Regions from separate parts of the Mus musculus genome. Here region 2 is linked to region 1. The links are chromatin loops, found by intact Hi-C in ENCODE. Cell type or tissue: left cerebral cortex. All regions are shown on one strand. Links, peaks and the distances in the headings refer to the core of each region. The heading gives the core; the rest is flanking DNA.

Region 1 (10,067 bases), core at 657-8,656:
ATTTCCATCCGTCAGCAGAATAGAAATTGCATTTTACAAGGGTATGTGTACACACGGTGGTGTTAAGAGGTGGTGAAGGCATTTTTTTTTTTTAAAAAGCACATAAAGAAAGGAATCGAGGAAGTTCTGCTGTTGAAGGCTTATGTCCTCATTTATTATTGCTTTTAATCTGCTCTCTCCCGAACGCACATCACTTTATTGCTATAATTCTTAATAGGTTTCTGAATCCTTACCAATCCACCAGTTGACAGATGGCAGGTTATATAGAGACAGAGAAAAATATTATCCCTTTATAACTAAATTCATTTCCCTCTGAGAAACAGCAGCTCTGCTGCTATGGAAATGAAGGTCACCATGGCAACGGTAAACAACCCCCAAGAATGGTCACTGAATAGGCTGAAAAGAACATCTGCCCCAGCCCAGCGTCCCAGCTGCCCTGGGGCGAAATTCGCTAATAGTGCAGTGAGGCCTTGTGATAGAAGCTGCCGCCTGTCCCCTGTCCAAATAAATGAAGTGTGCAATTGAAGCCGACATCAAAATGCCTGCCCTTGCAGATTACTGCCTCCGTGTCCGCTAAACCCAGTAACTAATGACTGGGGAGAGGGGGCCTCGTACTTGTCAGTTTTTGTACAAATTACATACCAAAAAATTCAATTTACCACTAATGGCTCCATGGCACTTTATTTTGGGTATTATGCGAGAAAATTACTTTTTTACTGTTTTAAAAAAGTGCATTTTTCATACTTTCTATGTGTAGTTTAATTCCAAGGGAGTAATGCAATGCATGATAAAGCCCCACAAGCGATTAATAATATGGATGATGCTGGTTTCAGAAGACAATGCCTTAGGGAAAGAAAAGAAAAAAAGGTAAAGAAACTTCACTCTGCCCTTTTCTATTTTGCCTGCAGGAGGCCTGTTACCAAATGCCATAATGGGGCAAAAGTTTATTTTAATAAGCGCATTGCAGGAGAAACAGGTAAATTAGCTTCCTTGGCAACTCCTGGGGTGACACTGCTCAAACAGTCAATTCCTCCCCACTGATACATGTTCAGTGAGTCACAGAAAAGCTTCAAGTTCCACTCTGCTCCTGGGCCGGGTCCCTACTGCCCAGCAGTGAAGACCTTGGTCCCCATGGGTGGCAAGGGACAAGCCCTGAGGCGGCCCCACTTTGCTCTCAGGGAGCAAATATGTGCTGTGCCTTTTCTTCTTCCCATACAAAACTTCACTGCCATCTTTTTAAGTTCTAAGTGCAACAGGTGGTCGGGGTTGCCCTGGCTACGTGGTCTCTATCTCCCCCCCCCCCAAAGGGGAGGGTCCCTGGGGTAGTGGGAAGCTCAGATATGAAATTAGGAGACAAAAAAGTAAGTTCCACTCCTTCTCAGGAGGAAGTCTGAGGATCACAGACAAGCATGGCCTTAGTGAAAGAAAGAGAGCCTGAGAAGCAAAGAATAGCATCAGTCGGCTCTTACAGGGATCTAGGTGGGCCGAAACTCGAGGGAGGGGCTACCCAGCATCTCCCCATGACGCTCCACCCACCCAAACCAAGTCGAACAGACGAACAGACGCGCCTAAGTTGGAAAACACAGGATGCTAACCCCCTCCCCTACTTTCCTTTGAGCAGACGTTCTGCCTCCACGGATGAGGATGCTGATGGCCCTCAGAGAACCCAAGCCCCACCTCCTCTCTCTTTAGGAATTCTGGGGGAACGTAACAGGCAGACTTCTCATAATCTAACATATATGTGTGTGCATGAGTTGGTAGTATCTGCTGTTTCAGGCGTTCATTGAGGGTCTTGGAATGAATCTCCCGCTGAAAAGGGGAGAGTACCGTATGTGCAAAACAGTTGGCTGTAGCCTAATTTCTTTTCACTCAATAATGTATCTTGGCTATCTTTTGCTAACATTATTAAAAGTTTCTGCAATGGCGTATTGAAGCATCTCGGGTGATAATGGAATCCGCCTGGAGCTGAAGTTCCGCCCCACAGATCCTGGCCATGTTTACATGCTGTTTACATGCTGTTTGTTTACATGTTTACAGTATGTTAACGCATGCTTACACGCTGCCTCTGCACAGCCCCTTCCCACCACCCTTACCCAGCACGGCTCCTTTCGGCATTCCTGTGCCACGCCTTCCTCTACCTACCTCAGCTTCTCTGGGGATCAGCTCATGACTCCCCTTGGGTGACAGGCTGTCCTACTGGGTGCACTTAGGGCCTTCATAGGCTTCCCCTCTCGTTTGCATTCAATAAAAATCAACCACCTGAATGAAGCCGAGACACTTTCTGATGGAAGTGCCCATTTGGGGTGAGCTGGGAACATTTGAGAGGACTGGGGAGCTGTTTGGGGGTCTGGGGATATGTCTGCTCCTGAGGAACACCGATTCCAGAGGACGAGAGTCAAGGAAGGAGTGAAGTGGGCGGGCTGTGGAAGAGGTTTCCTTGGTTGCCGAAGGTGAGGTGGGGGGCTTCCCGTTGCCGTTCAGTGTGGTTTATCAGTCTAAGAAGAGATGATGGTGTTTTGTCCGGGACTCACAGACACAGGAGTTAACGTTCCTGTTGTCCTCTGGGAAACCACAGGGAGGCAGAGGTTCAGGAGAGTAAAACAGCATGACAGTTTATTTTGGGATAAGGGACCCTCCCTGATAGTCCCTAGCTCTGCGTCCTGGTACAGGAAGCCAAGTTAGGTGCTACAGGTTAGTACCCAGCATGCTACCATGGTGCTCGGTAGAGTTAGGACCACCATCCATGCATGTATCCTGTGATGAAAGAGTCCCTGATTATGCTTTGGCAGCAGCATTGCTTCTCTGAACGTTGCCAGTGCTGCATGTCAACTTGGACCTTTGGTGTGGTCATTTCATTACGATGCAGCTTTTCTGCTGTACAGGACCGAGAAATGGTGGCACAGTCTGTTTCCCATCCTTCTTAGCTTGAATGTCCACACAAGCCGACCCACACAAATGAGGAAAACAGGCTTCTAAGCTTCTCTCATCCAGGGCTCAGCTACCTGGATTAGGATAAAGTTGAATCTTGCTTTCCCAGCACAGGGGCATGGCTCCACCTGGGAGTGGTGGAAGCTTTCCTCTGTGGGCAGGATGGGAAAAGCACTAGATAAACCAGGCAGGGGGATTGCTAGGTTCAAGTCCTGGGTCCACTGCTAGTTAACATGGGACTCTCACGTTGCTGGGCCTGACCTCACTCATTATAAAATGGTGTGGGTGACTGCAGACATGAGAGAAGCCAGAGTCTATGCCAGTTTCCACAGCTTTCTAACGATCTGTAATGTCACCTGACATCTTTTTTCCTTTTAGACTCATGACTGACAGAACTATGGACTCCAAGCGGCACCTTCCAGATGCAGCATCTGCTCCAAGGTATCTGGAGGTAGAGGACAGTCTTTAAAGCCAGGAGAATATACCACTCCTGCAAAGCCATGGCCTGTTGGGTAGGTGTTTGGCGGGTTCTTGGTGTGACTTCTGTTGGGTACCAGACAGAAGTGTCTGGAAAGGCTATGCATTTAAGCAACCTTAGAATATAAAGGCAGACAGAAGGCATGGTCCTCACTCTCAAAAAAACAAAACAAACAAACAAAAAAAAAAAAAAACAGAACAAAACAAACCAGCTCAGAGCTGGCAGGCCTACCAAACAGTTTTCTCAGATAGAAACCTTGGGCAGTCTGATCACTTCTGGAAATCAGTGAATGTGTTCCCCTCCCCCACTCCTCCTTACACGTCAAGTGATTTTCATGGTGTTATAATGTCACACGATTGATCCAAAGACAATATATGTGGGGAAAATGTCACATACTAAATATAGTAGTGCAGATATGGACAACCAGAGGTGCACCCTGGCGTCTTCTCATATGCCTGTCTACAAGGCAAGTGGGCCGTTATGGTTCTTCCTTGCCTGCCTCACTTGCTGCTTAAGATGGTACTTGGGACCTATCAGTGTGGAGCGAAGCACACACAGGATAAATGAATGGGTGACTTTATCTTAGCCACTGGTCGGGTGAGTAGAACTCAGTCCTTGGCTAGGGATGGCACCTGAGTGCGGGGCTCAGGATGGACAGTGGAATTCACTAGGGACTCTGTCAAAACCAGACGGCACTGAATTGTGCATGCAGAGGGAAGCTAAGACTCCGTGCAGGGGCTGTGAATGTGACTGGAGAGAACCCAGAGCAAAGGCAAGCGGACGGAGAAAAGAAAAGGAGGACACGACCTCTCTAGACATGGGTTGAGGAGCAAGTTTGTGTGGATATAAGGGAGAGAACAGGCAGAGGCATCCAGGAGAGTCCACAGAGGGCATGGCCAGCGAATGGAGCAGGGATCCATCATAAGGAGAGGAAGAGAGAGGAGCCTGGAGTGTCTGCTAAGAGTTCCAGAGGCCAAAGAGTTTGAAAAGGGGCCAGTGTAGCCCAAATGGCTGGGCTATAAAGCAGCCCCTGGGTTGGAGAGCTCAGGGTAGGTGGTGGGGTAAACCATCCAGGAGGACCCATTAACAGGTAGGAACTGAGGGATGCAGGGACAACCTCGTGGCCCGTGCCGACTTTGACTGGGTAATAGGCACCTCAATCAGCCATCTTCTTGAGGCCTAATAGAAAGCACTCCCTCGAAAGCCTTCCCTTCCCATGACTTTTCCTGATCATTTAGCTCTGAGACAGCTTTACCCATTTTCTGTAACTGCGTGTGAGAACGACATACCAAGAAGTATTTGCTTAATTCCTAAAAATAGAGAGAAAAGACCCGATTCTCTCTTAGGACCAAGAAACACTAGAAAACAAAGAAACAAGCCATAAAACGCTCCAGGAAGTAGCAAAGCCCTTCTAACTGAGCCCTGTTTCTCAACTGGGGGCGATTTCCCTCTCCCTTGCCCAAGGACATATGGCAATGTCTGGAAACAGTTTTGATCATCATGACTGGGTGGGATGGTTAACACTCCGCAGTGCAGGATACAGCATTATCTAGTCCATACGATGAGAGTGGAGAGAAACAGTGGCTGAGTTAACATGTACACGTGCTACAGCTGAGAAGGGAACCTCTGAATCATTGCCTCAAGGAGAACACAGCAAAAAATGAGACATGAAAATTCACCTTGTTGCTTATCCCTGTCTCCCCTGCCCTCCTCGTGCAAAATCTCTGAGAGAGATATAGAATATTTGCATTTGTGACTCTGAAGTCACTGACGCCTTTGGCTTCCATTGCAACCAATCTAAAGCAGCTGCAAGTGGTCTGGCCGGCAGCAGAAGGGAGTTGGTTGTGCGGTCGGCTCTGGTGACGTCACTTGCCACCACTACCTCTACTTCCCCTCTGCCTGGGTGTTGTGAAGACAGAAGCACTGGGGAAGAGCCAGGAACAAGAGGAAGGAAGGAAGGAGCTACAGGCACGGGGACTGAGGGACTCTCATCAGAACTATGGCTTTTCCTCAGGGTAGGGAAAGCAGCATCATGGGGGGTGGGAAGAATAAGAAGCGGCCTAACAAAGGCTGATGCCAGGGTGTAACTTCAATCACTGCCTTCACGCAGGGAGGAGCACAGAGCACACCAGGAGTGCATCGAAAGGAAGGACTCAGGGTCAGCTGGGCTGGTGACACAGGCCTCTAGCCATAGCAAGGACACTTTAGACCTTCCAGGTAATAGTGTGGCACACTGGCATACCATTATCCTGGTACTTGGGAACAAATGCAGAGGGATTGCCCATGAGTTTGAGGCCAGCATGGTCTACACAGAAAGCTCCAGGCCAGCCACTGCTGCAATAGTGACTTCTTGACCGAAAACAAAGTATACTGAAGGCAGGGGAAGTGGAGGAGGGATTGTATGGAGGATAAAAACTTTAGCTGAGCAAGCCCCATGATCTGAGAGTTCGAATCCTGTAACCGAGGAAAAGCTGGATGTAGCCTGCCCCTGTAATCCCAGTACTCCCCTGGGAAGATGGGAGGCAGAGACAGAAGAAAGATCTAGAAGCTCCAGGGACAAACTAGCCTGGAGTAAACGAGAGCAGAGACAACAAGCTGGATGGAGAGAGAGACCAACTCCTCACAGCACGTGAGGTGGCACAAGCTCTCCCCCACAAGCATACATGCACACATGTACAAAATTATACAAATTTAAAAAATTAAAAGGCCCTCAAGAAGGGGAGACTTAGAGGCACTGAGAACACCTCCAGCTTGGCCACACCAGTGCCATCTCAGAGGCAAGTTATCTGAGAGCCAGACACCACATAACCCTCCAAATCTGACTCTCCACATAGGATGCATCCAAACTTGTTGCTCTGAAGACAGCTCAAACCATGGAAACTAACAGCCAGAGTGGAGAGCGGGAAGAATCTGTAGCAAGGCAGGCCAGGGGAGGATGGGTGACCCACACCTGTAGCTTAGATGTCAGCAGGTTCTCATTTCTACATCCTTTTAGTCTTTCTCAGATTAAAACCTGACCAGACAAACCTAAGGAAAAGAAAGAATTGACTGAATCCACAGGCCGGCATCATCACTAACTCTGAAAACCGAAGAGGGGAATAAAGTTTATCCAAGCGACAACCCCAGTCCAAAGCAGCTTTCTCACTTTGCCAACCAAACCCACTTATTACCCCCAACTCTGTTTCCTGTTGAAAAGGATGCCGGGGAAGGTTGTAGGAGGTCAGAACTGAGCTCAGATGCCAGGGCTGTGGTCTGTCTAGGTCTACACTGCCCACGGCTAGGGTGGCACAGTGTCTGGGCTGGGTCTCAGGGTCACAAGTGCTGTTTCTCCATTTTCTCCTGGCAGCAAGGACCTTACTGTTGATGTCTCCTGAGCTCTGTCTACTTTGCTGAATCTGTGTCCAAAGCAATCGAGCACAGTGACTGCAGTTTTCGTCCTGATTATCAGCGGACACCTTTCACCTGCTGTTCTAAATTTCACGAACGTCTGCCTCTGTAGCGCCTCTGACTAGGTGACAGATGTCTCTCTACCAGCTGCCTGGGAGGCAAACAAGCTGAAATGGATTGCACAAAACAATCTAAATTTCCAGACTTGAAGAGGACAGAGGTACGAGACCTGATACAGGTTAGGATTTGTCCTGTGGGTCACAGGAAGAGGAGTTAAGTCCGTGAGATGCCCTTTGGGCTCCACATCTCCATTTTGAACCCTCTTGCTTACTGGTGGTTGTGTTTTGTTTTGTTTTGTTGTTTTTAAACTAGGGATATAGGGAGAAACTTTGGCACATGCTGGCTTCCTGTGGGGCTCCTACAAGAGCTCAGAACTCCCCTCTCTGCCTCCCCCACCTTAGTATCTGGAAGGAAGGACATTTTAAGTCTCTTAGTTGGAGATGACATGAAGGCCATGAGATGAGAACAGAAACCAGGGAGGGGCAGTGGGAGCACCAGACAGCTGGGCACTAACTGGCAGTGGAGCCTGTCCGCACTCAGCGCGCTTCCTCTCTCTGTGCTGCCCAGTGCCCCCTGCCCCAGTCAACTACCCCCATTTACTGGAAGACCAGCTGCTGCCCTGCTTCCACCCTAGACACTACCTCCCCGCTCTGTGAGGTGCTCAGAATTCCCCTCATCCACTCTCTTCTGCCACTGAGTAGCAGGACCCATGCTGCTGAAATGGAGAAATTCCACAGGCAGGGCATCTTCATTAGCTCTGGCTTCAGCTGGGCATATGTGCCAAGTCACTTTTCCAGGAGGAAAGAATCCATCTCAGCGGGACACTGGCTGATGTGGGAGCCAGAGGGGAAAAGGTTCAAGACCGGAAAGTCAGTGTTGCAAGGCTAAGTCAGGACTGTTGAAGGATTTATAAAAACTGGTTGCTCAGATCCTGTTGGGGAATCTTACTAAAAAGACCAGAAAAGGGGGCCTAGCAGTGAAGAGCACTGGCTGCTTTTCCAGAGGTCCTGAATCCAATTCCCAGCACTCACAACCATCTGCATCTACAATATAGGATTTGAGGCCCTTTCCTGGCATGCAGGTGTACATGCAGATAGAGCACTCATATATGTAATAAATAATATTTTTAAAAAGATCACAAAGAAACAGATATAGACAGGGTATACAAAGTGAAGTGTTTTCTCTCTCTCTCTCTCTCTCTCTCTCTCTCTCTCTCTCTCTCTCTCTCACACACACACACACACACACTCCAAAATAAAAAACAATAAGATGGTATCAAACCAACCCCTCAAAACCAAAATAAAGCACCAGACTACCTGTCCAAAGGTGATTAATGCTCTTTCTCAACAAAGTCAGGGCTCAGGACATGAAAGTCCAAGTGTTCCCACGGTGTAAGACAGCTACCAGGGAGACAGGGAAGGCAGGCTGGGTCATGACCTGATCAAATTTTATTTTTCCCTGGAACAGGAGTTATATGTGACCCTCTCTTGTAAGAAGTGCTAACCAATGGTCAAAGCTGACACACCAAAGGTCATGCCTATCTGGTTAGGTTGGGAGAGGGGGTAAAGGGGGAGAGGACAGATGGTAGCACCCTTCTGACCCTGTAGACAATTAACTTAAACTTCCAAGTAGGATCTGCCCTTACGTTTAACTCTGTAGGCATAACTGCACATAATTAGAAGTCATAATTACAGCTCTCTTTCTAGAATGTGACCACAGTATCCACATTGACCTCTGTGGCAGCCTGGCCTCCATGCTGGGAAGTACAAACAGGGAGGATACAGCCTCTACCCAGTGACCTCACAGAGATGGGCAGCCAATGCCCCAGAAACTTCTAAGGTCGGGCATCTACACTTATTCCCTGGGGAGTGAACTTGGGATCTGTTTGGGGTTTCCTAATTATCCCTTTCCACTGAGAAATATTTTACTTTAAATAGACACACAGTAAGCTGGAGCCTCAACACCGTCTTCTTTCAGGACATGTGGGAAAGGCCAAAGCAACCATTCAAATTAATATACCAGTAATTACTGTGTATCTACAGTCTAATTACCCATGAAATGACCAAGTTGAAAAGATCAATTTCTGATCAGTTTTTCACTTGGGCATTTTATAAAAAGTAGCTATGGAGGCTCTAGGTCACTGAAAAATGCCAATTTATTATTAGTTTATTATACCTTATACCCCTATGTGGCCATAGATCAAAACTTATCTCCAATCATGCCACTAAACAAACCATTCCACAGGAAATCAAACTTGTCTGGGTTTTCAGACAGACAGACAGACAGACAGGTCTCAGCATTGGGCAGGGAAACACAGACTTCAGAAGTTATCCTCTGAAACCATCTTATTGATGAAAAAGAAGAGATAGGCCCAGGTAAAGCAAGAGTGAGCCCTGGGTGAGTTGGTTGGCAGTCTCTAACAGTAGACAGGCCCCACTGGAACCTCTCCATCCCAGCCATGCCTAGAGAAAGAAGACAGGAGCTCTGTCGCTTTAACAAAACACAGGGCCCCAACTGGAATCTTCCCAGGGATATCTAAAACACAAAACACATTGGATTCTCTGTGTATCCCATGCGTGCAAACAAGAAGGCAGGACATCTAAAAGATCATCCCAGAGTTTTAGCTCATAAATCCAACGCGGTTTTTCAGCCATGTGACTACCAACTCACTTTGCAGCAAAGGTCAGTCAGTTCCTCTCTGGTTTTCAGGAGCCTGCAGACCTCCCAGCCCTTTCTTTTTAGGAGTATCTGCGCCTTTGCCTATTACTAGTAGCCCCTTACACAATCCAGACAGAGTCAACACGGGGGGGGGGGGGGAGAGGAGAGAGAGAGAGAGAGAGAGAAAATGAGAATGAATATCTCACTAGCCTTTGTGGGGCTGAATGAGATGGGAAATTCCCAAGTTCCCTAAGGACAGAGGCAGAGGGCTTCACAGACAAGTCCTGTCCACATCCAAACCCAGGCCAGGGGCGATTCCCACTTGGAGGCATGAACTTCGAAGAAATACAGTTTTTACCCATACACTTCTCTGTGACTGGAGCTGCCTGAGAGTGAAAGGTGGGTTTCTGTATTTGTAAAAGCTTTATTCAGTAAGGAGAAATAAAGCCATTCCTCAGAGGTGTCCCAAGCTAAGAGTTTAAGAAGAGGAATAATTACCTCACTGCTTCTGTAGGCGTGTCGCTGGAGAGATACACTACCCCAGTACTGTGTTCTA
Region 2 (10,067 bases), core at 651-8,650, 61 kb after region 1:
GAATTAGTAAGTGAATCGAGCGTGTGTGTCTTGGAAAGCTATGGAAAGGCATGGACTAGGGCGGGAAATAGCAGCCTTTAGATAGCTGAAGTCACCCCTCACAGGATGGAAGCTGAGGAGAGGACAGCGCCACGCTCTAGGACGTTTCTGATCCAGGGAACAGGGAGTGGTGTGGTCCTAGGAGTGGACACTAATAGACGATGCCAGTCAATTCCCGCAGGGCGTAGCTGTACCGTGGTGAGCAGCATCATGTGGCTACAGAGGCTGCCAGGGCCACCGAAACTGCCATGCTCATGGATGGGACTGGGGAGGGAAAGAACAGGAGGTGGGGCGGAGGCTCACAGACAGGCCACACAACAGGTAGAGGGAAGGCGCCCCTGGGGTCAGGTGGATGAGCGGGAAATAGAGCTACAGACAACCGTTTGTCTAGAAAGCCTTCTTCCCAATCTATGTGGGGGGGGGGGGGACCTCACACCTGAAATCAGTATAATTTGAAGAGTAACTGAGTAATGAAAACTCAGTTCAGAACCAAAGGTATTGCCTCTTCAATTTCACTTGCTAGTTCCCAACTTAATTTTTAAATTAAGACTCCTCTAATGAGACTCAAAACTGTTCTCGATGAATTCAAATGGCAATAAGGGGAAGAAAAGATGCTAAATGAAAGATGTGTTCCGTCTCCTACACTTGTCTGCTGGGGGCTGGGAGCCACAGGGAGGGCAGATATAATATTCTCCTCTACACAGGCCATCTAGCTACAAATTGCATTTGTCAGACATGGGAGTCAGTGGACCTGAAGAGAACGGGGACTGCTGAAAATAGCCTCTACGTCACAGGCCTGAACTTGGCAATCATTCTGAATATACACACATGATATGCACACGTGAGCATGGATGGACCGGCACACACCTGCAGCTACATGTTCATTTACACACATACACAATTTGTTTTGGCCAAATACGTGATTTGCACTTGTTTTGCTCTACCTGCGAGAGCAGGTAGATGCTGCTCAGGTCTCCTGAAGCAAATGCGTGTGCAACCAGTGCTCCGTGGCTGTAACTGGGTGTGCATAACTGGGTACAGGGGCATTAGAGCTCGTTAAGGACAATGGTCCTAGCATTGCCGGCTTAAGCTGCCGTCCTGGAAGGCGCCCCATGCACTCAAAGTGACAGTCACACAGGAGGCCTCTACAAGAGAACTGCAGCTCTGTGACACACAGAAGTCACTGGAGACATATATATATTAGTTTAACTGGCACTGTTTCTTTAGAGGACCTTGATTGGTTGAACACAAGAGAAGCTCACTTTCCACTGGCCTAGGTAAGAAAGTGGGCTTACCTTGTCTCAGCAGGAACAAATAAAGTAGCTCCTTATCCCAGGTTCACTGTGTTTACACTATTTTTTTTTTTTTTAATCACACTGGTTGGTTCTAAACTAGGGTGTAGTGGATGTCAGGGTAGTTAGTTGATGATAGTTAGCGTCCAAACCCAAGAAAAATAAATAGTACAGTGCAACCCTGGCCCGGCCTGGGCCATGCCGCTACGCTCGACCTGTCGCCAAGGCCAGAGAGTGTCCATCAGAAACGCTCTGATGTAGGACTTAGAGGTCCACGGTGGTCCTACACGATTAGAAATGAGCTGTGGTCCAAGCACTGGTAGACAGACGGTAGGCCTGTGAGCCAGCAGAGAAAGGGTCAACCCATTCCCATGCTGTGTGAAGTAAGAGGCTGAAGAGCACGGCTTGAGAACAAGACGGATTCAATATAGAACTGTTCTTTGTACATGCCTCACATTTTGGTCTTTATTAAGACTTTGTCACCGTCTTGTTGCAAATGTCACCAGAGCGGAGACTTATGCTTCTAATTCATGCTTGTAATTGGTTGTCCAATTAGAATCAGATTACCTGAGCACACCCCAGAAAACTTGTTTGAGCTCGACACAATGGCACACATTGGGAAATCGGAGCTTGAGAGGCTAAGGGAGGAGGGCCAGAAGTTTCAGTCCAGCCTTGGCTGCATAAAGAGTCCCAATGTGCCCCCCCCCAATAAAAACCATCTACAGCCTAAGAAGCACTAGCTGACGTATGCTTTGGTAACTGCTAGGGAGGGGACAGGCCTACTGGGACCCCTCTTCAAGGATGGCCTAAGTTTCTTTCCACCACATAAGTAGCTGGCTCTCGCTTCCCAATGCTCGACCTCCCTGTTTACTGAAACAGACCTTTGTCGGGTCTGGTTTTATTCTGCATAATCCAGCACACTAAGTCAAAGAACAAGCCCTACAGATCACAGGCAACTCCAGTGAGACCCAGGGGAACCTTCTTTGTGTTTGTTCCATTTCTGTGGGACCACAGTCATTCAAGCATGGCAAGAACTGCATGGGATGCTCTTGGGAGGAGAGCCTGAGTCTTTCCCAGCCTCAATACACCAGAGATTGAAAGTGACCTTAAATGCCCTAAAGGCATCTCTATAGTCAACTGGGGGAGAATGTTTGTTGTTGTTGCTTGAGGGTGAAGGTATACGAAGCTGCAGGAGTCTGCACAGATGTTACCGTGAACATAACGAATGCTGTGCCTTTTAATTCTCACCAAGTTCATCAAGTTGGGACTCTTGCTTTTTGGACTGGGCAGGAAGCAGAGGCCTGCACCAGTCAGATGAGCTGCTTGAGGGCACATGGTTGGGGCGGCAGGGGCATGTCATCCCAGGGTTCCATTACCCACATCTGGAGAGCCTGCAACTTTCTTCTACAGGCTGCAAGGACCACTGAGAGTAACGATCTCTTTAAGGCCATTCCACTTAAGAACCTGGGCTACACACATGTGCACACAAATGTAGGCACACATCCCATTGTGTGCGTGATGGCACAGATATGAAAACCCTAAGGCCTGCCGCTTGGCAAGGGCTTAGGAAGGAAACCCACAGGGAGCAGAAAGAATGGATATAAACTTGGCTTCGGAAGCTTAGAGGGGGTAATTTTAAGTCCACTTCTGAAACCATCATTTGAACAGCTTGCTCAGAACACATCCTAAAAGCTTCATTATCCTTAAGTCTTTTGGTAATTTTACAAAAATATTTCTAGACCTCCACCCCAGCAGTTCCACAGAGCTTCAAGGGGAATGGCTTTTCCTTTCCAATTGTACTTAAAGCCAGGGCTCTTTGATAAGACACATGTTACTTATGGCAACAGGATCCAAAGCTGTTTCATCTCTACACTTCATAGTCTTGTTACGGGTATAATTTAATAGATTTCAGAAACATTCCTAAACGCTATGCAATCTAAAAGAAAACATTCCTATTGATGTATTTAGTCTAAAGTTACATCCATAAAAATGAACATCAAGTAAGATCAGTGCTCAGCAGTAGGGTTATTCTTTGTACTAACCTTCCAGTGGCTAATTCTAGGACTTTCTATTCTCCATCCAATCTTTAGCAATCATAAAGTGTATGTTGGGGGACTGGCTCCATAGGTAAAGCAATTCTCTGTGTAAGTGTGAGGACCTGAATTCAAACCCCAGGAGCTCAGTGCAGGCCCCTTACTGGAGCAGAAAAGCAGAGGCAGGAGGATGCCTGGCAGCTCCCAGGTCAGCTAGCCTGAAGTACTTAGGTGAAAAGACCCTGTCTCAAAAAAGGCAGACACATGTACGAAGACTGGAGGATGTCCTCTGCCCTCAACACTTGGACCACAGCACGGGCATACCTACAAGTATGTGCGGTGTGTGTACACACATAGACACACAAAGACACACACAGACAAAAGACAGACAGACACACAGACATACACACACAGAGGGGAAGTGGGGGAAACAGATGCCTTGCCTCTTGAGGAAGTCTCTGGTAAATGTTTTCAATTTCCTGTCCTCAGCCTTGCTGGCCATAACGTCTTACTCAGCAGTCTGCTCACAGGGCTGCTTTCTCAGAGGGCAATATGAGACTTCCATGAAGACAGTTATTAGAGACAGGGGTCTGGAGATTAGCTAAAGTTAGGGTCAAGCAGGGAAATGCAGACTATGGAACTGAAGGGGCCTTCGACTGTACAGCAGGCTACTGGCATGGGAAGTTTAGACAGCTGGGCTCACAGGTGTGGGGGGTGCGGCTCAGCTCTTGCCTGGCACACTCAAAGCCTTCAGTCTCCATCATATACCAACTGAACATGCTAACACAAGCCTGCAATCCCAGTACTTGAAAGGTAAATGGACATTGCAAGTCTTAGGTATACTACATACCTAAGACCCTTCATTCCAAAATAAATAAATAACCGGACCAGCAAAGATCAAAATGAACTAGCGGCCTCTTTGAAAGTCGTACTTCCTTGTTATTTTTTAATGAGCATAAAAGCATGTTCCAAAGCACACAGAGAAAGATTAGAGGAGCCCAGGAGCACCCCTCCAACTTCACCTCTGTAAACAGACCGGCACGCTGACAATTACTGAAGCTCCAGAAAAAGCTTTCCTCACTGCAGGACAAAAAGACAAACAATGCGGAGGAAGACTCAGAGTCTACCCCGGGCCAAGGAGAACAGAAGGCAGTGGGCATCTGAGGGCAAATGTGGAGAGGGGCTGCCCCCTCCCTGTAAGTGCTAAGGTTTTTTAGTGGGCACGCCTGGGGGCAGTAAGCAGATTTATGCAAGAGGTGAACGCCCTCCTTTGCACAGTGGACAAAAGAGTCAGCTTGCGGAAGGGATGAAAGATGCCAGAAAGCCCAGGGCGAGCTGCCACTTGTGAAAGGGACAGGCGGGCGGGGGAGGGTCTCAGAAAACCCAACAAAACCAGAGATGCGGGCCCTTGGAGTCAAGAACTCAGTGCCAAAGAGTGGTCCCTGAATCCTGCTAGGATCAGCAAAGAGATGCTGGCTGGGCTGACGTTCAGAGTGGAAACTGACAAGAATGCTCCTGGGAAGATTTTGTGGTGTTTCTCCATGAGTGTGTGGAAGAGCGAACCCTTTGGAGATAGACGAGATGAACAGGTGAATGCTGGTCCTGAGGAGTAGATTCACAGGAAAGGGCGTTGCCAAAAAATGAACACAGTGAGCCCCTCAGGGACGGTAGTGGTGGCGTGACAGTTAAGCACTGATTGCTCTTGCGGGTCACCTGGGTTTGGTTCCTGGCACCCAAATGGCTGCTCACAACCATTTGTAACTCCAGTTCCAGGGCACACCCTCTCCTGACGTCTGTGGGCTCTGCACCCATGTGGTACACAGATATACATGCAGGCAAAACAACCATACACCTAAGATTATAATAATAATAATAACAACAACAACGCTTTTTTTTTTGTTTCCTGTCTCACCATGTGACCTCTTCTCTGCGTGTTCCTATCACTGTAATGCCAGGGTCATGAGGCCCTTGTCGGAGGAAGAATTACAAGGGCTGGCTCTCTGTGCCTTACACTTTCAGACTGTGAACAACCTCGTTTCTTTACAATTTATCCTACTTCAGCTATTTTGCTATAGTAATGGAACTCACACTATTACAAGGGTTAAGCCACTTGCTTAGGAAGCCAAGATTTCTTTCTAGGTTGTCTGAATCTGTAATACATGACGAACTGAGAGAGCTTTCGGGAACGATCATGTTTGATATCTGGTTGTTCGGGCAGCTGGCAAACACATTCTGCCCATCTTCTTGGATCCACCAAAGACAGGTAAAGGTCACACTTTTTCCCTCGTTCATTTTGATTTTTAGGCATTGCTAGGGAGGGTCAGGGCTGTAATTCAGGGAGGAAACTGTCCCAGAGGGACGTTTCTCAGTTTACACTGAAGACTGCATGGCGTTTCCTATGCATCTTGACTGAAGGCATGGAGTTAATGAGGACCAGGGCTTGGGGATCTGACTCAAAACCTGAGTTTTCTGAGCATTCACCCTCGAGCCTTCTGTGGCATGAAATAAAACCAAGTGGGAATTCCCTCATCTATCTATCAGTGAACCGCATGGCCGGGCTATGGCAGCAGAGGGCTGCGGTGGGCAGGTGGGAGCAGCCCCAGCATGAAGCCAACCCAGGACATGGATAATCCCACTCCGCAGAGCAGTGCAGAGCAGTGATCATCATGCATGGTTTCCCAATGCTGCATGCACTGTGCACACACAGAGACAACGTGAATCTGCCAGCAAAGAACTGGTCTGTCTCCCTGCTCCTCCCTTCTGCTGTTGGCTTGTGGCGGCTTAATCCTGCTCTGTGCACTGAAAATGTCTCTAAGGATTTCTTTCCATTTCATTAGTTTATCCTGTGGGCTGTCAGCAGCCAAGAAAGAAAAACCTGTTGGGTGTGATAGAATGCTTTGATTCATTCACTGCATGCTAGGAGCACAGATTTGGTAATGACTTATTTTGATAATAGTTGGTAATGATAGCAGTGGCCCAGTGCTAGCCAGAGTGAAGGAGAAGGAAGGTGAGGGGAAGCCAGAGGAGGCAGGGTGTCAGGTTGTTGATGGGGGAGGTCTGAGAAAGAGTTCTTGTCAGTGCTGTTAGCAGTTGGCTTCAGGCCTTCCCCTCGGTCTGACTAGAAGCTGGGCTGAGCGGCTGAGAGACTGGCCCAGGGCGTCCCTTGGACAGCTCCAGTCTGACACAGAAATGGAGGTGTAGCTTAGTGTGGATGGGTGCGGGAGGTGCTTCTCATGAAACAAACACTGGCAAGTTCAGGGCCATCAGGCCTACGAAGGACAGGAAGAGCAGCAGGGAAGGTCAGGCTCAGCTTGCCCCAAGTTGTAGCAGAAGGCAGGAGGCGAAGGGTGATAGGGTGAGGGGTGTCTTGTGTCCTTTTAAGGTGAGAAACCATCAGAGGCCAGGTGAAGGGGCAGACCAGGGTGAGAAACATCTTTAATTATGAGATACAGACTCATGAAAATAATTCAAGCCACAGTGACCTTTAAATGAAATAACCTAAATCTAACTTTGTAATGCTTGGAGATGGGAAGGGAAATCCTTAAAGAACTTCATTCTTTTTTTAGAAAATAAGACATCATTAAACATATTATATATGTATACACACACACATATATATATATATATATGTACATATACATGTATGTATTTATATATATAAACATTGAAACACACAGACGAAACTGAAACTCAAAGCTACGGGGTCTGTTGGAAACACCTGTCAGCTGGTCACCCCTGCAAGCCTCTGAGTAAACTCCACTTGTGTTTAGATGCCCAGGTCCCTTGTCAGACAACAGGCTTGTCCCCTTGGGAGTCTCTGCTTGGTTTCTATTGTACAAAACCTGAAGGGCTCTCTAGTCCGTTAGAACTGCTAGAATACTGAAACCGCTTTCACAGACTACATGGCATTCAGAATAAACACTGGGAATTGACAAAATGACCAATTACGTGAAGAAGCTCTGCCTGACATAATCCAAAGCAAATCTCCCCCCAGTACTCTCCTCCGGGGTGACCAACAGCCCAGCCTGCCTATGATTTTGAACCTGAAGATGGTCGGTGCCAACTTTGAGGTCTGAGCAAGGCCTTGAGCACTTCCAGCTACTCCTTCCTACTGGCTTGATTTAGGCTAGAAAATACCAACGTGCCATTCAGCTCACAAGCCCAGCAAGTGTTAGAGGACACGAGACGGGCTCCCTGGTCTCAGCACAGGTTCAGGTGCTCATTTCCACGGGATTAGAACACATTACAGGACGCCCTTACTTGGGTTTGGTTTTGTTATTTTTCAACTTCCTGATGGTGTGAATGCCGTATGCCTTCAGGGGGAACTGCCCTTGAAGAGCCAGGCATGGGGATGCGCACCTGCAGTCCTAGAAGGACCAGATGTCGAAGGTTATCTTTTATTGCATAGCAAGTCTGGGGCAGCCTGGGCTACATAAGACTATCTCCAAAGAGCAAGAAAAAAAGAAACTGTCTTTTCAATACTGATCCTTCCTAAGGTATAGGGCCTTATGACACTGGGCAGTAATGACAGGGTGCAAATGCCATCAGCCCCACGTTAACAAGGACAAAGCACCAACACTTCACGGTGACTTGCGCTGCTCAGCAATGGTATAGTAGGTGAAGACCTATGCGGATACTATTTTCTACTTTCAGCAGTTTACTTGGATTCCATCAAGGAACACTTGCCATGTCCCAGTCAGGTTCCACGTGTCTGGCCCCATGTCCCCATTGTCTTACCCTCTGATAGGACATGTGCTGTTGTGGTTTTCCTCTCTGGCAATGCCACATCTATGAATTACACATACACGTACACACACACTCCACACATACACACACACCCATATCCACACTCACACACACACACACACCCACACACCACATCCACACTACACACAAATACACACACACACACACACACACACACACACACCCCTCCTTCTGTTTCAAGTCCTTACTCAAGTGTTAGTTGCCCTAGGAAGTGATGCCCCTCTTTTTCAAACTCCTCCTCCTCCCAATACAGCCCAGCTGCCCACCTCCCACTCCTGCATCCTATACTCTCACCACCATGCTGTCAGCACATCATCACTGACCCTGGATTCCTTCCTAGTCTGAAGATGTACCTTTCACTTACCAGAGGGAAGACAAGGGTAGAGGAGATAGTGCTGAGAAAGTGGACTCGGATTAGATAAGATTCTAACGTGAGCTTCTGACAGGTGTGGAGGGGCAGACCCCTTCTTTGCATCCCAGTATCTTTAGGCAGAAAGCTGACTATGGGCATTCACAACTACTGGACAGCCCTGTAAGCCCCAAAGGAAAACGGAATTCCATTTGGGAAACCCTTAAAGCCTGAGAATGATATTTTTTTGGGGGGTCGGGTATCTCAAGAGACTCCAGACAGGTAGGGCAGAAGAGGTCTCAGAGACTCTAAACAGAATAGAGGGGTCTCAGAGACTCTAAACAGGTAGGGCAAAATGATGAAAACATCACAGAAATCAATGCTAGCACATCCCTGCCCATAGCTCTAAACTTGGATTTCTATGGTGTTTAAACGTACACTATAGATGACAGACAGTCAGACACATGTTATACTCAACTGAATATAGATCCAATGTACACCTGAAACCTGTACTAGTTATTTCCCAGTGTATTAGAGGAATCATGAAATTTTAAAATCATGAATTAAGAAAAAGACACACCTACCCATGGAACAGAACCTACCCGTTCACCCAGCTTTAGGCATCATCGACTCTTTCCATGGTGTTGTATCATAGGTACAAACCCAAAAACCTCATCCCCAGAGAGAGTCTTACCTAACGTAGAGCAGAACAGAATCCTGTAAGAAAAAGCTCTAAGCAAACAAAATCCCAGCTCCAAACACAACGCAATGGTGAAGGATACCCAGGCCATCAGCGTAGCCAAGCAGAGAAGCCGCTGACTGAACTCCGCTTGAGAAAACTCCAAGCCCGGCCCCCTCACTGCTTGCTACCTTAGTGCTAATTCCTTTTCCTTTCTTAGGACACAAGGGGCACCCACGGTGGCTATCAAGGGAGGATTTAGCCAACTTTATCTGCACACGACAAACACAGAAACATTCCTGCTCCACATTTCATGGACTATTAAAAAGCATGAAACCGTGTGGTCCATGAAACAAGAACCACATCTGCCACCATTGCTGGAACTAGTCCAGAAACCGGGTGACAGATATCTCTTCTTAAGCACAGGGGTTTTTTGACTCCTTCGTACACATGGCTCGCTTCAGTGCATTCTTTTACAAGACGAGCCAAACAGCCGACCAAAAGGCATCAAGTCCCTCGGCCACGACAGCCCTTGGGCTGAAGCTCTTGGATAACCCTGAGTACATGCTTTCAGGGTCTGAGCGTCCTTCCCATTCCCAACCCCTGACGTCTGAGGACCAGCTCACCCACAGAGCGGACATCCACAACAGTGGGAACCCAGAGGTAACTTCTAAAAGACCTGGGCACGCATGGCCGCTGTTTTAACCATGCAATCTTCACCGTTGGCACTGCGGTGCAATGTAACAGCAAAACCAGGGGTGAAAGACCATTTGAGTTCCTTGAGAGGAGCACAGGCAGCTGAGGATGGACGGGAACACGGTCAACAGAGTCCCTCAGCAATGACACTAGGGACAAATGAGGAGTTCCTGGAGCATCAGTACAAACTGCAGCCAACCTTTCGGGTACAC

What was found. Peaks named below come from ENCODE experiments on the same cell type or tissue, not always from the same donor. Only the 100,000 strongest peaks of a DNase experiment are listed, where the experiment ranks them.
Region 2: it touches region 1 in a loop (1.8-fold over the local background); 2 of 42 quality-filtered maps call a loop at or near these places.

The regions. Positions count from the first base shown.
Region 1 is chr12:99,220,124-99,230,190 of GRCm38, forward strand. All of the region lies in intron 4 of Foxn3 (forkhead box N3), which reads right to left. Among named protein-coding and RNA genes, the nearest start is that of 4930474N09Rik, 62 kb to the left of the region's middle. In left cerebral cortex, for the core only: a CTCF peak has its summit at 933; DNase peaks (open chromatin) are centred at 4,936, 5,248 and 7,291; H3K27ac peaks cover 1,212 bases.
Region 2 is chr12:99,280,788-99,290,854 of GRCm38, forward strand. All of the region lies in intron 4 of Foxn3 (forkhead box N3), which reads right to left. Among named protein-coding and RNA genes, the nearest start is that of Gm46371, 45 kb to the right of the region's middle. In left cerebral cortex, for the core only: no CTCF peak of the experiment used is centred there; DNase peaks (open chromatin) are centred at 3,820 and 4,697; H3K27ac peaks cover 1,339 bases.